Regions from separate parts of the Homo sapiens genome. Here region 2 is linked to region 1. A link is an interaction called in ENCODE POLR2A ChIA-PET data of the cell type or tissue named here. Cell type or tissue: A673. All regions are shown on one strand. Links, peaks and the distances in the headings refer to the core of each region. The heading gives the core; the rest is flanking DNA. Region 1 overlaps HIPK1 (homeodomain interacting protein kinase 1). Region 2 overlaps LOC107985443 (a long non-coding RNA gene).

Region 1 (5,380 bases), core at 207-5,206:
AAAAGGAATGAAGTTCTGATACATGTTACAGCATGGATTAGCCTCAAAAGCATTACACTAAGTGAAATAAACTAGACACAAAAAGACAAATATTGTATGATTCCACTTACATGCAGTATCTAGAATAGGCAAATTCATAGAGACAGAAAGTCAAATCAAGATTACCAGTGGTAGGAAGAAGAGAGAATAGGGAGTTATTGCTTAATGGTTAGAATTTCTGTTTTGGGTGATGAAAACATTTGGAAATAGTGGTGATGGTTACACAACATTGTGAATATACTTAACAGACAGCAGTGATGGTTACACAACACTATGAATGTACTTAACACAATGAGTGGTACCAAATGGTTAAAATTGTAAATTTCCTATTATAAACATCTTACCACAATGTTTTTAAAAAAGGAAACATGCAGATGACATTTTTTCTGAGTCCTTGTATGGGTTAAAATATCCTCACATTATTTTCACACATAATATAAAATTCTTAATTCAGAATTTCTATTTCCTCAAATTTTATTACAGGCATCTGGCATGTATAGCTCCTTATAAACATATTTTATAGGTTATCTATGTTTTTATTATTTCACTTCTTGATTGGATGCTTACATGATTTGTATTTAATGTATGGCCATTAAAACTAAATATTAGATTCCTTAAAATTAATAACTAGGCAAGTAAGTAAATGGGTGCTGATAAAAAGCACATTTTAAAAGCCTTGGTTATGGTACAGACAAAATTGTATATATCAGCATTTACATACTGTCCCAATAATTATTATATATTAAAATGGTAGCTACATTAAAAGTATCAATCTAGAAATATATATCATTAAAGTATAAGGTACTTGGGTCAAGGCCATTCTAGGATAACCCATTAAGTTCAAAGTATTTAGAGAAAGTTAAAACAGGAAGAGATTGTAGCAACCATGTAATTCAATTCATGCTACTACAGAAGAAAATGTAAAAGAATAAAATGTTACTAGAGTTAAACCTAGAGTTATTCCCACGTTATTTTACCTGCCAAGATAAGAGGTTCGAAAAAACAGCAACATATGCTCAGATTCATTACAAATAAGTAAATATCTTTGTGTATTTCAAGACTCTTCAAAATGGGAAAATGGCTGGGCATGGTGGCTCACGCCTCTAATCACTTTGGGAGGCTGAGGCGGGTGGATCACCTGAGGTCAGGAGTTCAAAACCAGCCCGGTCAACATGGTGAAACCCCATCTCTATTAAAAACAAAAAAATTAGCCGGGCGTGGTAGCAGGTGCCTGTAGTCCCAGCTACTCAGGACAGGAGTAGCAGGAGAAATCACTTGACCCCAGGAGGTGGAGGCTGCCGTGAGTCAATGTCACACCACTGCACTCTAGCCTGGGTGGCAAGTGAAACTCCATCTTAAAAAAATAAATAAATAGGCTGGGCACGGTGGCTCACGCCTGTAATCCCAGCGCTTTGGGAGGCCGAGACGGGTGGATCACGAGGTCAGGATATCGAGACCATCCTGGCTAACACGGTGAAACCCCGTCTCTACTAAAAATACAAAAAAAATTAGCCGGGCGTGATGGCGGGTGCCTGTGGTCCCAGCTACTCAGGAGGCTGAGGCAGGAGAATGGCGTGAACCCAGGAGGTGGGGCTTGCAGTGAGCTGATATCACGCCACTGCACTCCAGCCTGGGCGACAGAGCGAGATTCTGTCTCTAAATAAATAAATAAATAAATAAAATAAATAAAATGGGAAAATGAGGTAAAATAATACTAAAGAACCAGGTGCTAGTATAATTCAACTAGTAACAACTTTCAGAATCAGACTGAGTTAATTTTTCCAGTGCTAGATAAAATTTCAGAAATAAATGTCATATATAGGAATGCCACACACATAGAATGAGCTAAAACATATCCTATTTCTATCTCAGAATCTATAAACAAATTCATTGCTATATGTAGCCTACGGGGTATATGTTAAATATAAGGACAGAACTCTAGCCTAAGATACGATTTTCAGCATTTGCCACTTGCCTGTAGTAACGTGACTGTAAGTAGGTTGAGCACACAGCTTTGGAAACGTGACTAGCAGAACCAAAGTCAATGACCTTCACTCGGTAGGGCTGGCGAACTGGATCAACCAGCATGATGTTTTCAGGCTTAAGGTCAGCGTGGATCAGACCAAGACTCTTGAGCTTCATCAAGGCTGTGGCCACCTGCTGCAAGATTGGTCTGATGTACTTGAGTGGCAGTGGGCTAAATTTGTTTTGCTTTAGAAAATCATATAAGTTCTGCTCCAACATTTCAAAAACAAGGCAGGTGTGATTCTTATGCTGAAAGCACTCGTATGAACGGACAAAATTATACTCATCAGCATTTTCACTGCTTAGGCGGGAAAGGATGCTCACTTCAATCTGTCCTTGTCTGGCATAGGAGGGGTGGTTCTTCAAGATTTTAATAGCCACAATTTCCTTGGTGCTCCTCTTCCAGCACTTAGCCACCTGTCCAAATGTCCCCCGGCCTAGGAACTCCAAGACTTCATAGCTATTGGTCATAGAGCAAAGGATCTCATGCTGGACCAGCTGGTAATCCCCTTCTCCGCTGGAACTGCTACTCTTTGTGGTCACAGTGGTGGTTGTGGCAGCAGCACCCACCACAGTCCTGTTTTGCAGCATGAGAGGGGGATGTTCTTCTATGATCTGCACACTACCGTTGCTGTCAACTTCCTCACTTTTTCGTTTCAATCCACATTTTTGATATGGCTCAAGCAAAGAAACGTTGCTTCTGTGAGTCAGGGTCTGGCTGCTTTGGAAGGTTGATGTAGCAGCACTGCCCGAGCTATCAGCGGCTGTTACAACAATATGCTCCACTGCAGGAGCTGGGAGGAGGAGGCCCTGGTCGTAAGCAGGGATGTTGAAATTTGCTACCTGGTGAGAGGAGTTGGCTTGCCCTTGTGTGGCTGGGAGGGTTTTGCTGTGGGTATAATATTTGTCGTTGCTACTCTGTCCTGAAACATCCCAGCCAGAGGGCTCTATTTTCAGTTTCTTCGCACTGCAGAAGGCACTCGACGACACTGATGGGGGCGAAAACACTTGCAGCTGTGATGCCATACCTATATTGAGAGAAAGGAAGAATTAGACCACAAGGATAAAAGATACAAGGCTTAGATTTAAAACACACAAACACACACACACACTTTTACTTGATAAAAGAAACATGATGTAATAATGTTCTCCTCTTCTCAAAAACTAATTCAATCTTGACCTATATTCATAGAAACAGTGTACAGAACGTGCTGGACAAAGTGAAGATTATCCACTCTGCTCAGGTCATACATAAAATGCATTCAATTGTCTACCACATTTTAAGATAAAAAAGTAACCAGTATGGGCCAGGCACAGTGGCTCAAGCCTTTAATTCCAGCACTTTGGGAGGCCAAGGCAGGAAGATCTCCTGAGCTGAGGAGTTCGAGACCAGCCTAGGCAATGTAGTGAGACCCTGTCTCTAAAAATACTAAAATTGAAAAAAAAAAAAAAAAAAGTAACCAGGATGATGAGAAAGCTAGAGTATATTCTGAAGAACCGAGGAAAGTTAGCAGAAAAATATGAGGAAAGGATGTAAGAACAGTCCAGCTTTCTGTCCCTGAATATCCCACAGACACTTCCAGCTCAATAAGCCCACAGATTAAACTGAAAGCTATTTTTTCAGAATAAAGTCCAAACATCTGACATAGCACACAAGCCATTTCATATTTATCTTCTCCATTTTCAACCATCCGATCTCATATGCCTTGGGGCTCTATAGTAATCCCTCTTTCCTTGCTCTACCCTTTGCCCCTTTTTAATAATTACTCCTCAAAATTAGTCATCTTCAAAAGACTAAAATCTCTATCTCTAACCCAGGATTCTCTCGCTTTGAACTCCAAACCCTATATCCAAATGACTACTTAACCCTGCAACTTGGACATTTCACAAACACCTCATATTCAATACATTCAGAATTAAACTTACGAGCCTCCACCCCACCTTCAGTTTTCTATCTTAATTATGAGATGCCATCACACATCCAACGCCTCAAGCCAGAAATCAGGGAGCTCCAGCCTGGGCAACATGGTGAAACCGTCTCTAAAACAAACAAACAACAACAACAACAAAAAAAAAAAAAAACAGAAAAAAAAGTTAGCCAGGCATGGTGGCACATGCCTGTAGTCCTAGCTACTCAGAAGGCAGAAGTGATCACCTGAGCCCAGAGGTAGAGGCTGCAGTGAGCTGTGATCGTGCCACTGCACTCCAGCCAGGGTGAAAGAATGACACCCTGTCTCAAAAAAAAGAAAAAAAATTAGGGATGTCTGTTTCCTCAGCTACATAATGGTGATAGCAATACCTACCTCATGGGGTTGTTCTGAGAATTAAATAATTTAATACATGTAAAATGATAGTGTCTACCACATATTTAATACTATTATCCTGGCTCATTCCTCTCCCTTATTCCTCCACATCTAATCTCTATCTTATCCATTCCATCTCCTAAGTGTGTGTGTGTGTGTGTGTGTGTGTGTGTGTGTATTTTTTTTTTTTTTTTTTTGAGACAGAGTCTCACTCTGTAGCCCAAGCTGGAGTGCAATGGTGCAATCTTGGCTCGCTGCAACCTTCACCTCTGGGGCTCAAGCAATTCTCCTGCCTCAGCCTCCCAAGTAGCTGAGAGTAGAGGCGTGCACGACCACACCCAGTTAATTTTTTTGTATTTTTAGTAGAGATGGGTTTTCACCATGTTGCCTGGGTGGTCTCAAACTCCTGAGCTCAAGTGATCCACCCCCCTCACCCTCCCAAAGTGCTGGGATTACAGGCGTGAGCCACTGCCCCTGGCCTCCTAAGTATATTTCAAATCAGCCCTTTTTCCCTACCCTTATTGGCACCATTCTAGTTCAAACTGCCAGTAGCTTCCAAACTAATCTCCTTAAATCCACTCAGTAGATCTTTGCTTTTAAACAATGCAAATCAGATAACTGCTCTCTCTTCTTAACCATCTTGCTTCCCCTTCTCCCGGGGTTTCTCATTGCTTTGGAGATAATGTCCAAGATTCTCAACTTGGCTGGCCATGGTCGCTCAAGCCTGTAATTCCCGCACTTTGGGAGGCCCAGGCAGGAGGATCACTTGAGCTCAGGAGTTCAAGATCAGCCTGGGAAGCATTAACAAAAAAAAAAAAGAAAAGAAAAGAAAAATTAGGCCAGATGTGGTGGCTCACGCCTGTAATCCTGGCACTTTAGGAACCCAAGGTGGAAGGATCACTTGAGTCCACGAGTTCAAGACCAGCCAGAGCAACATGGGGAGACTCCATCTCTACCGGGAAAAAAAAAAAAAAAAAGCCAAGTGTAAGTGGCACATGCCTGTGGTCCCAGCT
Region 2 (5,380 bases), core at 281-5,280, 280 kb before region 1:
TTTAAAAATATTTCCTTTTTAACTTTACATTGTATTTGACTATTTTCCCACCTCATTAGGTAGTGTCCAAAAATACGATTTTTAATGTCAACACAGTATTTCATTATTTAGAAGGTACATTTATTTTAGACTTTTCTATTTTGAACATCGAAGTTAATACCAATTTTTCACATGTATAATTAACACTGCAATGGACATCCTTACAGAAATCTTTGTACTCTAATGAGTTTTTAAAAATAAACTCGTAGAAATGGAATCACTGAGCCAAAGGGTAGAGGCTTTTGAGGCTTTAAGGCTCTTGATAAGTGTTACCAAACTGCCTCCCTTCCAATGTGTGCTTCTCCCCGCAGCATGAGAGTGCCCCGACATGATCATTTTAAAGAACTTCACCAAGTCAGTGTCAATTATTGTTTTAATTTGTATTTCCTTGACGACATGAATGTAAACTTTTTTCCATATGTTTACTTCATTTGCGTTTCTCTGGAATGCCTCTCTGCCAGGGAGCTTGGCTTGAAGAAAAGCCTCTCAGTGGAAATGCTTTTGAACCTGCTGGATTTGTCTGGGCTGAGCCCTTCTGGGACATTCCCCTGCACAAGGACCCCAGCTCCAGAAAGCATGTGTGAAGGACTGTGACAAAATCCTTTGGCTAGATGACTCCTTTCCTTGTTCTTCAGGAGCCTCCTCCAGCCCCTTCTTGCCCCTAGATGGCACCTCCATATCAGGGTGACTTCAGTTACTTCTGTTTGGAATGCCAAACCCTGGAGACCAAAAGTCCTTTTCAGTATTCCACAAAGAGGATTTCATCTCATCTGCGACCTGGAAACAGGAGGTGTCAGGGGAGCACGGATGAATCTACAAAGGGGCCGTGTGCTGTTGTCTCCTCTACCTTGCTGCGTAGGGCCTGAGCCTCCACTGGTTTCAAAATTAAATATTCCTTCTCACTCAATGGAAGGAAACTGAAACCACTGCATCGTTAGCACTGGGTTTGTAAAAATGCTTCTCCCCGGAGTATCTTTAACATTCATTTTATTTTGTTGAAACCCAGCTTGTCCTTTTTTATCCAGAGCAGCAGAGACCTTCTGAGCAGAGGCTTTAGCCAAAAAAGGAAGATATTCTGGCAAATTTCTAGAGATAGAAAAATTCCCTTTTCAAGCAGCTTATTTTGTTAGAGATGCTTTCATTCTTGCTCTGCCTCTTTTCACACACGCACATGCACACATATACACAGGCACCACCATCACCACCATCACTACCACCGCATTCATTCCTCCACACTCACCACACCACACTACAAAACACACATTACACAACATGCACATGCTCATCCATAGAACCCAGACCCCACTGTACATGCACACACCATACAAACACAGCACACTTGACCTGCACAACACAGCACATTTGTACATCACACACTGTACCACACATACACACATATACCCCTCACACTCAGACCACACCGCACTGCACATGAGCACACACACACCATACTCACACAAAAAACACACTTGACCTACACAGCAACTCATACCACATCTCACACACAACACACGTGCACACACACAGACACCATCACACACTTGACCTGCATAGCACACCCACATGACATCACACACACACCGTATTACTCATAGACACACTCGCCTCATCACTACCACATCCATAGCCCCCACCACATACTCACATCCCTTCTCCCCCAGCCTCTCCCCCATCCCAGCCTTCCACTCTTGCGCTTTAAAAAACAGATGTGGTTCTGTGACTTCCCTGAAAACGAAAGGGATGTACACTGCCCTGGCTATTTTTCCTGTCCCAACAGGCACTGAAGTAGCCCAGATGTCTTTCTTCCTGCTTGTGAACGGTGGGGGGAAGAGGCAGAATATGCACAAGCCAGGGTTCTGGGATGGATCAGAGCATTAATTAAAAATTAGTGAGTCGTTCGTGAGGCAATCACTTTAGGCCAGAGCAAGCCTTGGACTGAGACCTTCTCCCTGCTTGCTCATTAAGATGGCTCATGGAACTGGCAATCTGGAATAAATTGAGTCCAGGGCAGATGGTCAGAGCTAGACAATAAGAACTTCGAAGCATCCACCCTTCTAATTTTCCTCCACATTCCTCATTTAATGATAAAGAAATTTAAAAAATAAAGTCTCAGAGGGGAGGGATGAAGGAGCTCCAACCATCCAGCTCTGCTAATTAGAAAGAGCAAATCTAATCAAGGTTGATCATCAACTTTACAAATTATCTGTAGTCAAATTTTTATGCCGCAGTAGTTTCTCCATTCCCACCCCTCCTTCAGAGTCACTCTCCTCTCCCACCTAGCCAGAGTAGTCTCGGAGATCATGGATATTTTTAATACCTGTCTGGAAAAACATAACTCAGAAAGCAATTCTGCTGCAAACTCTCCCAGTTAGGCCATCCACAGCCAAGTCCAAGTGACTCCCTGAGCACCTGTGCATTGGTGCTATCCATCCCACTCTGTCCTTCCATCAGCTTGGATGCTTGAAAACTATTCCCTCTTGCCTAGAGGTGTCAAGTTTGAGTTGTTTGAGTTACTAATACTCAGCTATTTCAACCATTGAAACATTGCCAAGTGGCAGTAAAGGTGGTAGATCACAGTGGTTAAGATCTTGGGCTCCTGATTCAGTCTATGTTTGGATCCTGGCTAGAACACTGGGCCTATCGACCCTGAGCCTAAGGTCTCTCATGTATAAAATGGATAGTAGGATTCACTTCATAGAGAAGGTGGAGAGGAGTAAATGAGGTGATGCACAGTGCCTGGCGCATAGCGAGGCTGCAATAAATGGCAGCTACTATTATTATGAAGGCCTCCAAAATACCTGATGGATGAGTTCATTGTTCTAGAACGTTTTGTTGCCCTGATAGTGCCCTGCAACCGGAAACACAGAGGGGAGATTTTAGCAGCATATTTTCAAAAAGATGAACTGCTGTTTCTGAATTGTAGTGAGAAAACAGCAGGCTAGTTGAGAGTTTTACTCCACTTGTTCTCAGCATCAGTGATGGGGGTCATCATAATGAGTGACCACGTTGTAATCATGTCCTTGCCCTTCCCATAGTCACCCTCATGAAACCCCCTTGTCTATTTCGCTTGTTCACCCATCTGGAAAGAGGTCTCCTTCTCCTTTGTATGAAATTGGCAAGTTATTATTAGAGTAATAATACCTGTTATTACCAGCCAATCTCTCTTTCAATAGTAAATTATTATTATACACTTGGCTAAAAAAGCCTGTGCTGTTGTAATTTGTAAAGGCCAGATTAAGCAGAACAATAAAATTCGAAGTAATAATAATGACATCTTGCATTTCCACGGTACATTTATTTTTCAAGTACATAGTATGTCAGCAAGCTGCTCTCTGACCTCCCCTGGCCAAGAAATCCTGGCGTGGTGCCTTTTATTCTGTTTGGAACCCTAAGTTTTCAGGTCACATGTCCCCTTGGAAATCTCTGTGCACTGCATCCTCAGGCTCCGGTGACAGCTGTGCCAGGCAGAGCCAGACCTGGTGGGAGGAGGTGTAGGGGGAACTGTTTTTCTGCAAACAGGCACCCCTGACCCCAAAGAAGCAGCTTCTTTATTGTGGCCATTTATTATTTACAAAGCACTGCAGGTGTACACGCACTTTATGAGACACAAAGACAAGGTCCCTGCCCTGTGTACTGAAAGGTTTTATCCTGCATTTCATCTGTCTGAGCTGAGGGATGGGAATGCAAGGCAAGCGGGCGGAAGATCCAAGAGCGATGTCTGGGACATCAGAGTGGAAGGAAGGATTTCTAACGAGGAATTTTAAATGGGGAAAGTCAGAGCAGGTGTGTGCAACTCGCAGCATCATTCCAGGATCCAGAGGAATCTTAGTGATATCCTGTGTTCCAGCCCAGGGAAGACAAATTCTGCCCCGGTGCCTTTGAACAGTTGGACTGGAATAAGGCCAAAGACTAGGAAGAGACAACAAATGCTCTCCCAAGAGCCTCTTAAGCAGCATGTACCTCCCCTTCCCCAACTTTCCTGAAAGTTATCTTGTTTTCTTTTGTGTGGGGGAGTGACGGAGGTAGGGAGGACCATTAGTCAGTCTTTTTTTTTTTTAATTATTATTAATTTACTGTGTAGCTTTAAGCAGATTTGTTTTCCTTCTCAAGTAGGGTAAATTTCAGGCTTTTTCGACCCCTAATATTTAGCTACCCCCTACCACTGGGCAATTACTCTTCTTCTATCTGTATCTGTCTCAGCCAGGCCAGCCCTAATGGTGCTTCCCAATCCCTGTACGTTACAATCACCTACCTGCCTCATTCTTCCACCTACTGAGAGGCAGGCCCTGGCCTGAAAAGATAAACAAGGTCCTTGTCCCCCAGAAGCAATAGAGAAATGGAAATGAGGATGTGAAGGGCCTCACAGGGAGGCTGGGGCCAATGCTGCCCTCTCCTGCAGGAGGAGATAGGTGGTTTGGTGATATGAGCACAGATTCCTTCAGGACTTTCAGTCATTCACTTGGAATGTTCTTGGGTTCCCACCATCTAGAACAAGGGCTGAAATTCTAGGAAGGCTTAGAAATCCAGCCTTGCCCCCAGGATCGGCAAAAACTGATCACGTCCTTGGCGTGGGATTCTTCCTGCTCAGAGCTCAGGGCTTAGTCTAATACCAGGCAAGTTCTGCAGCCAGAAACAGATATAAATTTGGCTGAGTAGCATGAGTGAAAATAAAATAGATTCTGTAATGTACCAAATATGCACCAGATGGCTCTACTTCCTACCAGCCCTGTAAAGCTGGTTAACAAAGCCTACTGCCCTCCTTCATCGCCATAATGATCTTCATCATCTCTTATTAAAGCCCTCTGGTACATGGTGTTCTGCAGAGTCCTCCAAGTCTGGATATCAAGCTGAGAATATCTCCTGCCTCCCTGCTCTTTGCTTCCCAATTGTGTCTATGGTCTGGGTCATCATTTCCTCCATAATCCTCTCTCCTCTTGCCTGACTCCATTTCCCACCACTGTCACCTGTTTTATCTCCATCCCTTCCACTTTCCAAGCCAGTGACTCTCAAAGTCTGGCCCTCACACCGCCTGCATCAGAATCATCTGGGGAGTGTGTTAATGGTGCAAATTTTTGGGAACCCTTCCACCCCTATGCTAATTCAGAGTGCCTAATAGCAGTCTGCGGGCATTTGCATTTTAACAAGTTCCCTGCTATGGAGTTTGAGAAATGCCATCCTATACGCTTTCTTTCCAACAAGAGTCAAAGACTTAGTCTTCCAGCGTCCCAGTGTAGAGTGGTACAGACCAGAAGTCAGCCCTAGAAGGGACACCAACAGTGATGTACCAGAGCTGGCTTGTACCTGATTGCAAAAGTACAAATTTCAGGAAATTAGAAAGCTG

What was found. Peaks named below come from ENCODE experiments on the same cell type or tissue, not always from the same donor. Only the 100,000 strongest peaks of a DNase experiment are listed, where the experiment ranks them.
Region 2: POLR2A ChIA-PET joins it to region 1 with 8 read pairs; 2 of 35 experiments call an interaction of 5 or more read pairs at or near these places.

The regions. Positions count from the first base shown.
Region 1 is chr1:113,938,094-113,943,473 of GRCh38, reverse strand. It overlaps HIPK1 (homeodomain interacting protein kinase 1), which reads right to left. Exons shown (of 16, transcript NM_198268.3): 2 at 2,015-3,092. The coding sequence starts at 3,090. Among named protein-coding and RNA genes, the nearest start is that of HIPK1-AS1, 11 kb to the right of the region's middle. RefSeq lists an enhancer at 5,192-5,380. In A673, for the core only: no CTCF peak of the experiment used is centred there; no DNase peak of the experiment used is centred there; H3K27ac peaks cover 903 bases.
Region 2 is chr1:114,214,999-114,220,378 of GRCh38, reverse strand. All of the region lies in intron 1 of LOC107985443 (a long non-coding RNA gene), which reads left to right. Among named protein-coding and RNA genes, the nearest start is that of SYT6, 64 kb to the right of the region's middle. In A673, for the core only: CTCF peaks have their summits at 704 (motif pointing right) and 4,725 (motif pointing right); a DNase peak (open chromatin) is centred at 708; H3K27ac peaks cover 1,723 bases.